Linked DNA regions of Homo sapiens: region 2 is linked to region 1. A link is a loop called in an ENCODE intact Hi-C map of the cell type or tissue named here. Cell type or tissue: PC-9. All regions are shown on one strand. Each heading gives the region's core, and the rest is flanking DNA. Links, peaks and the distances in the headings are about the cores only.

Region 1 (4,389 bases), core at 334-4,333:
CAGAGTTCAAGACCAGCTTGGGCAACATGGCACAACCCTGTCTCTACAAAAAATATGAAAATTAATATAAGGAGCTCAAACAACTCTATAGGAAAAACTCTAATAATCTGATTTTTAAAATGGGCAAAAGATTTGCTCTTTTGAGAAATGAGTATTTCTCAAAAGAAGACATACAAATGGGCTGGGCATGGTGGCTCACGCCTGTAATCCCAACAATTTGGGAGGCCGAGGCAGGTGGATTACCTGAGTTCAGGAGTTCAAGACCAACCTGGCCAACATGGCAAAACCCCATCTCTACTAAAAATGCAAAAATTAACCAGGTGTGGTGGTGCACGCCTGTAGTCCCAGCTACTAGGGAGGCTAAGGCAGGAGAATTGCTTGAACCCAGGAGGCAGTGAGCCGAGATCATGCCACTGCAGTGGCAAACAGGCATATGAAAAGGTGTTCAACATGATTGGTCATCAGAGAAATGCAAATCAAAACTATAATGGATATCACCTTACCCCAGTTAAAAAGGCCTATATCCAAAAGACAGGTAATAACAAATGCTGGTGAGGATTGTGGGGAAAAGGGAACCCTCCTACACTGTTGAGGGGAATGTAAATTAGTACAACCACTATGGAGAACAGTTTCGAGGTTCCTCAGAAAACTAAAAATTGAGCTACTATATGATCCAGCAATCCCACTGCTGGGTATATACCCAGAAGAGTGGAAATCAGTATATCAAAGAGATACCTGCACCAATGTTTGTTGCAGCACTGTTTACAATAGCTAAGATTTGGAAGCAGCCTAAGTGTCCATCAACAGCTGAATAGATAAGGGAAATGTGTATATACACAGTGGAGTACTATTCAGCCATAAAAACAATGAGATCCTGTTATTTGCAACCACGTGGATGGAATTGGAGATCATTATGTTAAGTGAAATAAGCCAGACACAGAAAGACAAATGTTCTCACTTATTTGTGGGATCAAAAAGTCAAAACAACTGAATTCTTGGACACAGAGAGTAGAAGGATGGTTAGCAGAGCCTGGGAAGGGTAGTAGTGGGTGGGGAGTAGGGGATGGGAGGGAGGTGGGGATGGTTAATGGGTACAAAAAATTTAGAAAGAATGAATAAGACTTATTTGATAACACAATAGGGTGACTGTAGTCAAAACAATTATATATTTTAAAATAAAGAGTGTAATTGGACTGTTTGTAACTCAAAGGATAAATGCTAGAGGGCATGGATACCCCATTCTCCATGATACACTTATTTCACATTGCATGCCTGTATCAAAACATCTCATGTACCCCATAAATATATACACCTACTATGTATGCACAAAATTTTTTAAATATAAAAATTAGCTGGGCATGGTGGTGTGTGCCTGTGGTCCCAGCTACTCGAGAGGCTGAGGTGGGAGGATTGCTTGAGCCTGGGAGGTTGAAGCTGCAGTGAGCCATGACCATGCCACTTCACTCCAGCCTGGGCAACAGAGCGAGAGCCTGTCTCAAAACAAACAAAAAAACTCAGGGCAATTGCAAGGAGGGAGGCAAGACCTGATATTTAGAAATCCTCCTTTTCATAGTAATAGGATTGGACTTGAGATGCCTTACAGTGTTAGAAGGGGTACCTTTTCTTCTGTTTCCTTTGGGAAGGATAGGCTGCTGAATGGTCGAAGCAGGGAATTAATGTCATGCACAGAGTGGGAGTGTATTCGGCAGGATAACAGAACCACTGCTGCAGGGAAGGCCTCCTAGTTGGCCCTGAATGATCCTGGTTTAAAAACTTTTTAAGATAAGAAATGAAAAAAAGACTAAGTCTCTTAAGTCAACAAGTCAGGCCTAATAGAGCCACTTTTCTGTTTGCCCTTTGGAATGCAGATCCTCCTAGAACTTGTCACCACTTTGTACACGCAGCACGCCCAGAAATGTTTAAGTGGGAGGAGGGGAAAAGATGGCTCATGGCCTGCTGCCCTGCCCCAGTGTCCTTCAGTGGCTCCCTTATGCAGCTCTGGCCAGGTGCCACCTGCCCTGACGTCGGGCCTGCTAGTTGGCTGGCTGGTGGCCTGCCCTGGGCGAAGGTGTGTGCTCACAGGCAGGTTGCATTCCACACCCTGCCGTTCTGGCCCCTGGAGTCCAGCCGCAGTGGTCACTGCTTAAATATCACTTCTCGGGAGATATTTCCTTTTGTAATTTGCCCTCGGTCTTGTCTTATCTTCGAAAGGTTGCTGGAATTTCTCTGTTCCTTGGAGTTTGGGGGTTTTTTGATTTGTTTTTTCTTTGGTGCTTGTAAAGGTAGGAAAGAACTTCGTGATTTCTGTAACATAACAATGTTTTATGCTTATGGGAAGGCCAATTAAAGTTCATAACAACTTGGCTGGTGCAGTGCCTCTGTCTCTAGCTAGGGAGATTCTGGTGCTTGGTGCTGGAGAAATTCCCAGTCTGAATTGGAAAGGGACAGAAGGAATAACAGCGAGTGTGTTGAAAGTTACCTTCCACCTTTTCCTTGTGTGGTTACACAGTGTGCCTCCCAACTGCTGCTTGGTGACCGTGCCGGTGCCTTTTCCCAGCTCAGCAGGAGGAGGCTGTGTGGGGGTCCCCCGAGAGCAGCCAGGAGGTTGGGGATGGCAGCCTCCCCAGGCAGTCCTGCAGGTTATTTGGGGGATGCTGAGATTTGCACCAAAATGGAAGTTTCCCCACAGCTTCCTTCCTAACTGCAACACTATGGAGCATGTGGAAAATGCATGTTAGTTAGGCAAGCCATTCCCTCTGGGCCTGTAAGTAATTTTAGGCTCTGTTAAAAGTACACATTCCAGTTCATCAGATTTTCCCGGGAGTATCGTAAAACTTTTACCCTACTCTGTTCAACAGGATGGAACAGCCCAGAGGAGGCATCCTAGGACTCAGCTGCTGCATTGGTCATGGGGACAGGGGGATGGAGTACACAACACAGTCATATATTAATCGTCCCATCAGTAATTTGTTTCTCCAGCGGTCATTCCTTTACTTTTAGGGTATGCTGTAGCACTCTCGTTCTGAGCAGTTTTCTTTTTTTTTGTTTTTGTTTAAGTTCCCATGGCATTGCCTAAAAGTTTTATTTTACACGTTAGTAACACATTTCCATCCTATGTGTCTTTTACTTCAGAAACAAAGAAAAGAGTGGTAGCCAGCCCGCCTGCCTGGATCACATGCAGGACAGAAGAGCCTTGTCCCTCAAAGCCCACCAGTCAGAGAGCTACCTGCCGATTGGTATGTTTCGGGGAATTTTCAGGGAGAACGTCAGTGTTACCCTGGTTTCCTTCAGGCTGTTACCCTGCCCCATCTAGTTGTCTCATTCGAAAACGACACAAGGCCTCAGGCCTGCAGCCTGGAGGGGAATGGGTTTGCAGAATTATATCCGGCGGCGAAGCACTGAGCTAGACACCGTATGCCAGCTTTTAGGCCTCGTAGCAAGCCTTCAGGGTAGGCATGATTATTGCCATTTCACAGCTGAGGAAACTGAGGCACAGATAGGTTAAGTAACTTGTCCAGAATCACCCAGCATTTGAACCCAGGTTTTCTGATTCAAGCCCATTTAAAAACTGGTAGTCTTCATGACAAATGAGCCTACTCCCTTTTCCCGGGTGGGCGGGTGGATCCTGGGGCTTTTGGCAGAACAGCTGTCCAGGCCAACTCCCCTTCCTCTCCATTCTGCTTCCAAGGCTGGAAGAGTGATAAGGTATGGGGTATGGGGAGACCTACTAAGCAGTTACATTAGTAAGACAGGGGGTTGTTTTCATTATTTTCATAACTGACTTTCCCTGGGACCACAAAGGGATTTTCCTAATGCCCCTGCGTAAACTACCTCCATGTAGGTTACCCCAGTGTCTCTTTTCCCTTCCCTGTCTCCAGCTCTCCTTTGGAAGCTGGCTGGGATCCACCCTTTGAGAGTGGCATTTTAGGTGGCTAACGACTTCTGTTTCTTAGGGCAAGATTACATTATTCATGCCCTCCTCGCTCATATATTTTATCATTCTGACTGTCCCAGCCTTCTATGACCATACAACATTTGTAGCCCAGGTGTCAGCAGTCCCCGGGATTTCTATTTGCACCCAGGAGTGTGGGATGGGGCAAGCCCAGCCCAGCCCTCACGATGCTGTAGACTCCCTGAGATTGGGCGTGGGACAGTCACACTGAATTTTCTTTTGGAAATGAAAATGAAAATTGAAGCCCAAGGGCATGAATGGAGGGCTGGGGAGCTGCCACTCTGGTTTTGTTTGTTTTATATTCTCCACACAGATGAGCTTTCTCTGACCTTTTCTTATCCCCCACAGGCTGCAAGCTGCCACCTCAGTCCTCGGGTGTGGACACAAGCCCCTGCCCAAACTCACCTGTGTTCAGGACGGGAAGCGAGCCTGCCCTG
Region 2 (4,389 bases), core at 224-4,223, 170 kb before region 1:
TTGGGGTCAGCAGAAATAGGTGGAAACTGCTTTGGAGATTTAGTGTTCTAGGGAGTGGAGGTTCCACACCCCCGTCATCTCAGCCTTGTGTCTCTACAGGGGGCAGACTCCTGCCACCAGCTCTGTCCCAGCAGGATTCTACTCCACATGCCTAAAATCATCTCCTTGACCCTAAGTTCCTGCTTTCCATATTTGTGTTAATGGCCCCAGCATAAAACCACAGTAGTTATCATTTCTGAGTGTCCTACATGCTGTCCCATCTCACTTCTTCCAACAGGAGTGGCTTATATTTCCTTTTAGTTCCCACTGTCTACCATGGTCCATGTGGACCATCAGTCACATGCCTTGCTCCTCTCTGGCCTCAAAGGTGCCATGAAATGGAAATCTGGCCAATCAGAGACCTCTATTCCTTGGGCCACAGTGATAGGTCCAGGGATGAACTCCTGACCAAGGCCTGGCCAATCAGAGTCTCTCCTGGGACCTTTCTACCAGAGGTCATGGGAAAGCTCACCTATGTTTGCTGGGAGATGAGTCTGGGGCTGCCTAGAACACTTGCCTGCCCACAGAAGGAGCCTGGCCATGAGTGGAGCTGTGCCTGCAGCAAGAAGTTTCCTTACACTTCCTAGTGACATGGCTAATACATTCCTTCTTCTTTTTTTTTTTAAGCTAATTTATATAGGTTTTTACCATTTGCAACTAAATCTAATGCAACCACAACAGCATCCAAATTTGATTTCTCAAATTTATCTTTATTTTATTAGTCTCCATAATGTCTCTCATATCTGTCCCTTCCTTTCCATCCTAACTGGAGTGAGTAAAGCACCTGCTACCATGCTTCATCATGCTTTATACCTGGAAGACACCCTCCTGCTCCCCACTTCTCATTGAGTCTCACCCGAAGTCAGACCTTTATCGCCTTATAAGCTGGATTATTGCTGAGTCCCCACTGAAAATCATGAAAGATCAAAGTCAAATACCTTAATTCCTAGTGCAAGACTTCCTTTGATTCTAATCTTTCTTTTCAACCCTCCCTTCCCCTATTTGTCTCTTAGATGACCTCTCTGAATGGTTAGCCCGAAAACTCCAGAAATGCCTTTTTTTTTTCCTGTGGGCCACATTTATTCATTCATTCACCATGGCCTTTTGTATGCCAGGCACTTGCTGGGTCTCTGCCTGGAACACCTGCTTTTTTATCTGAATCCTGTTCCTGCTTTCACACCTAGTTTACGTAAGTTACCCTTCCTCCAGCAAGCTTTCCCTGACCTACTGACCCACTCACTGGATAGGTCCAGTTTATCCCTGGACCTTTCACTGTGGCCCAAGGAATGGAGATCTCTGATTGACCATATTTCCATTTCATGCCACCTTTGAGACCAGCGAGGGGCAAGGCATGTGGCTGATGGTCCACGTGGACCATGGTAGACAGTGGGACCTAAAAGGAAAAATGAGCCACTGGTCTGTTCCAGCCCTGGACCTCAGCAGCACCTCCTGTGTGGCTTTCTGGTGTGCTCATGGCAGCTCATCAGGCTATCATTTTCTCTTTCTTATGTGTATTATCTTCTTCCAAATAACGCAAGGGCAGGTGTGTTCCTTCTCTCCCCTGAATCATTTAGTGTGGTGCTTGACAGGTACCTAGTGGGCTTTCCAGCAACATTTGTCATTTGGTTATTTAAATGTTTGATTGATGCAGTTGGCATGAAAATGAAGAAAAAACAGGAAACTTAAAAAGCAAAAATTGCTTGTGAGGCCCCAATGGTACTCTCTGCTCCACACACTCCTTCCCCTAGCACCCATAGAGGCCGCTTGGTAACACAGCCAGGTGCCACCTCTGGTGCTGTCTGGCAGACAGCCTTCCAGCCAAGAACTACTCCTGCCCCTCCTGAATGCCCAGCTCAGTGTGGTGCTGCAGTTACCCTTGGCCAGTGTTACTTAGGAAATTAGCCGGACACTGGAGGGTTAAAAACCTCTCTCTTTTTTGTGAAGGGTAGAGAAAGAGAGATCTTTCCTGTCTATACTATGCTTAGCTTTCGGCGCCTTCCTGTTATCATAATGGTTTTTTGTTGGTGGCAAAAGCCTTTTCAGACCAGTGAGGCAATATTTCACCCTTGGCCACACTTTAAACATTGTTGTCAGGGGCCGGCTAACTGTGCCGCAGGATGTGGGTTGCATCAGCCTGTGATGTATGCTTGTGAGGTTAGTTTGGGGATAATGACTGGCTGGGGTTATACCTAATTTTGCACAATAGTGTTGGGAGAGGGATAACAGGGTGCTAAGAGTTATACACTGAATGCTCTTGGCTAGGAAATGCAGGCCCAGAACCTTCCACCATTCCCTGGCATCTGGCCAACCAGCCCCCTGATGGCCTGAGAAAGGTTCACAGTGCAGACAGCTGGACTTTTCTCCTATTCGGTTCTCTAACAGCCTCTCCTCAGTTGCCACCCACTGTCCCTCCTCCCAAATGCAATAGAAAAATAAAGATAGGTGGCAGTGATACCCAGGGGGTGAACACAGAGCAGAGAACCACACTGGACCTGATAAAGTGACTTGGTGAACGCTGATAGGCAGACATCACTCCTAGCTTTGGTCAGTATTTCTCAGTTCCCAAGAACATTTCTCAGCTATTCTCCTCACCCAGTGCCTATGAGTCTGCTATGCTTTAAAAATGACATACACTAGGAAGTGCAAAGCAGAGTAAGGTTGTAATCACCTTTGAGAATCTAGTGAAAGTGTCATAGATTTAGACCATCATAGAACTGGCTCCCGATTAGGGGTGTTTTCCAGACCAACTCTTTGTCTGCACTGGAACTCTCCTGTTAGGCTTAAGCTGGTCGTCTGGGCTCCATCTACAAGATGGCAGCCAGTTCTTCTTCACACTGGGTCTGCCCTGCAGCTTCCAGCTGACACTTGTTCTTTTCCAGCCACTGGCAGGGCTCCCTGGAAACTCTTCTTTGTCCTCCCCTGGCCCTGTATCCTGATGGATCAGGCCAAGGCGTTGACCTAGAGCAGTGCAGACCAGAGGCCGCAGCTTTATACTCCTCTTTCTCTGGTCTCTGACAGGTACAAATGCTAGGCAGGCTGCCCTCATCTCCCTTATGAACCAAGACACTAGTCCTCCTGACTTCGGGAGTGCTGCCTGCTGATGGGTCGGTCCTTCCCTGGGAGTTGCCTTCAGCCAGTGGGAGCTGCCTCCCAAAAGTTACATGCCCCAGGCACAAGTGGACGATGCAGCAGTACCAAGGGCTCCTCCTTTCCCTCCATTCAAGATATCTCTGAAGGGCCAACTTGGCTTCAGAGCTCCCCGTGAGATCAGTTGAGGCCTCTAGTACGATTTTGCACTACTCAACCTTGTGTCCGAGCCTCCTTTCTCTCCCTCATGGGTATTGTTCCCAAGAGCACATTTGCATGTAAATTTCCTTCTCAAAGTCTGTTTCCCAGACAACCTGACCCATGGCACTTAGAAATAATGGGCAAGAGGCTGCCAGCACAGAGGCCAGCATGTGCATTCTGCAGGCTACTCTCACACCAGCAAGGAAGCTGTGTGGTGGGAGAAGCAATGCCTGGAGACTGTACACCCAAGAGATTGGGAGGGTGATGAATGAATGACCCAGAGGAGGAAGAGTTGACTCTGGAGGATGCCTGCCTAGCCCTCTGCAACCCATGCAGGATTGCCTTTTCCCAATTGAAGGAAGAGGAGAAAAAATGAAGTGCAGAGGAGTCGTGATGCTCGCTGAAGGGTCAACTATTTATACAACAGTTAACCCAACACATATTGCAAAATGATCTTACTCCTTGTTGCCTAGGCAAACTTCCCTCCCAGTCATTGCTTCTCTCCCTTGAAAGTTGGCCTCGGAATTGGTGCAGCGAGACTTCCCAGCAGCTGTCTCAGTGGAGTGAGATGTGAACGCAAAGTGGACATCAGAGAAAAGAGAAAATGGGGGGAGCTGCTGTCTGCTCCACTCCTCTGTGGGAGAAGAGTGGTGTGGAGGAGAGAGGTCATCAGGTAGGCCTGGCCCAACTTCTTTGGCCGGGCTTCAGCCCCCAGGCCCCATGATTGTGTGCCCCTTTTGGAAGACCACTCCTCACTATAACAGAAGACAGGAGTAAAGGTCTTCCTCTTTGCACCTCAACATGGATTCCAGAGGCTAAAACACACTAACCTGCCCATCAGACCCAGAACAGACCCCAACCGGCAGAGACTTTCCTACTGTGGGAGCTGAACTGGAACTGCAGCTAGTCAGGGGACATGCCTGCAGGTCCTCCCCACCCCTCCCTAACTCCAAAGAGGCCAGTCCAGCTCAGCATCTCTGCCTTTTCCATTCCAGGCAACTCTAGAAGCCTAGAGTGTAAATTTTGTAAGGCCAGGCACCCCCACATTTGGGGATAACCATT

The links. Peaks named below come from ENCODE experiments on the same cell type or tissue, not always from the same donor. Only the 100,000 strongest peaks of a DNase experiment are listed, where the experiment ranks them.
Region 2: it touches region 1 in a loop (6-fold over the local background); 1 of 110 quality-filtered maps calls a loop at or near these places.

The regions. Positions count from the first base shown.
Region 1 is chr1:93,582,865-93,587,253 of GRCh38, reverse strand. It overlaps BCAR3 (BCAR3 adaptor protein, NSP family member), which reads left to right. Exons shown (of 12, transcript NM_003567.4): 6 at 3,133-3,236; 7 at 4,301-4,389. Among named protein-coding and RNA genes, the nearest start is that of BCAR3-AS1, 6.9 kb to the left of the region's middle. RefSeq lists an enhancer at 2,033-2,545. In PC-9, for the core only: a CTCF peak has its summit at 2,348; a DNase peak (open chromatin) is centred at 1,903; H3K4me3 peaks cover 1,044 bases; H3K27ac peaks cover 4,000 bases.
Region 2 is chr1:93,756,883-93,761,271 of GRCh38, reverse strand. It overlaps a transcript of BCAR3 not described here. Among named protein-coding and RNA genes, the nearest start is that of BCAR3, 77 kb to the right of the region's middle. In PC-9, for the core only: CTCF peaks have their summits at 2,293 and 2,495; a DNase peak (open chromatin) is centred at 2,121; H3K4me3 peaks cover 827 bases; H3K27ac peaks cover 4,000 bases.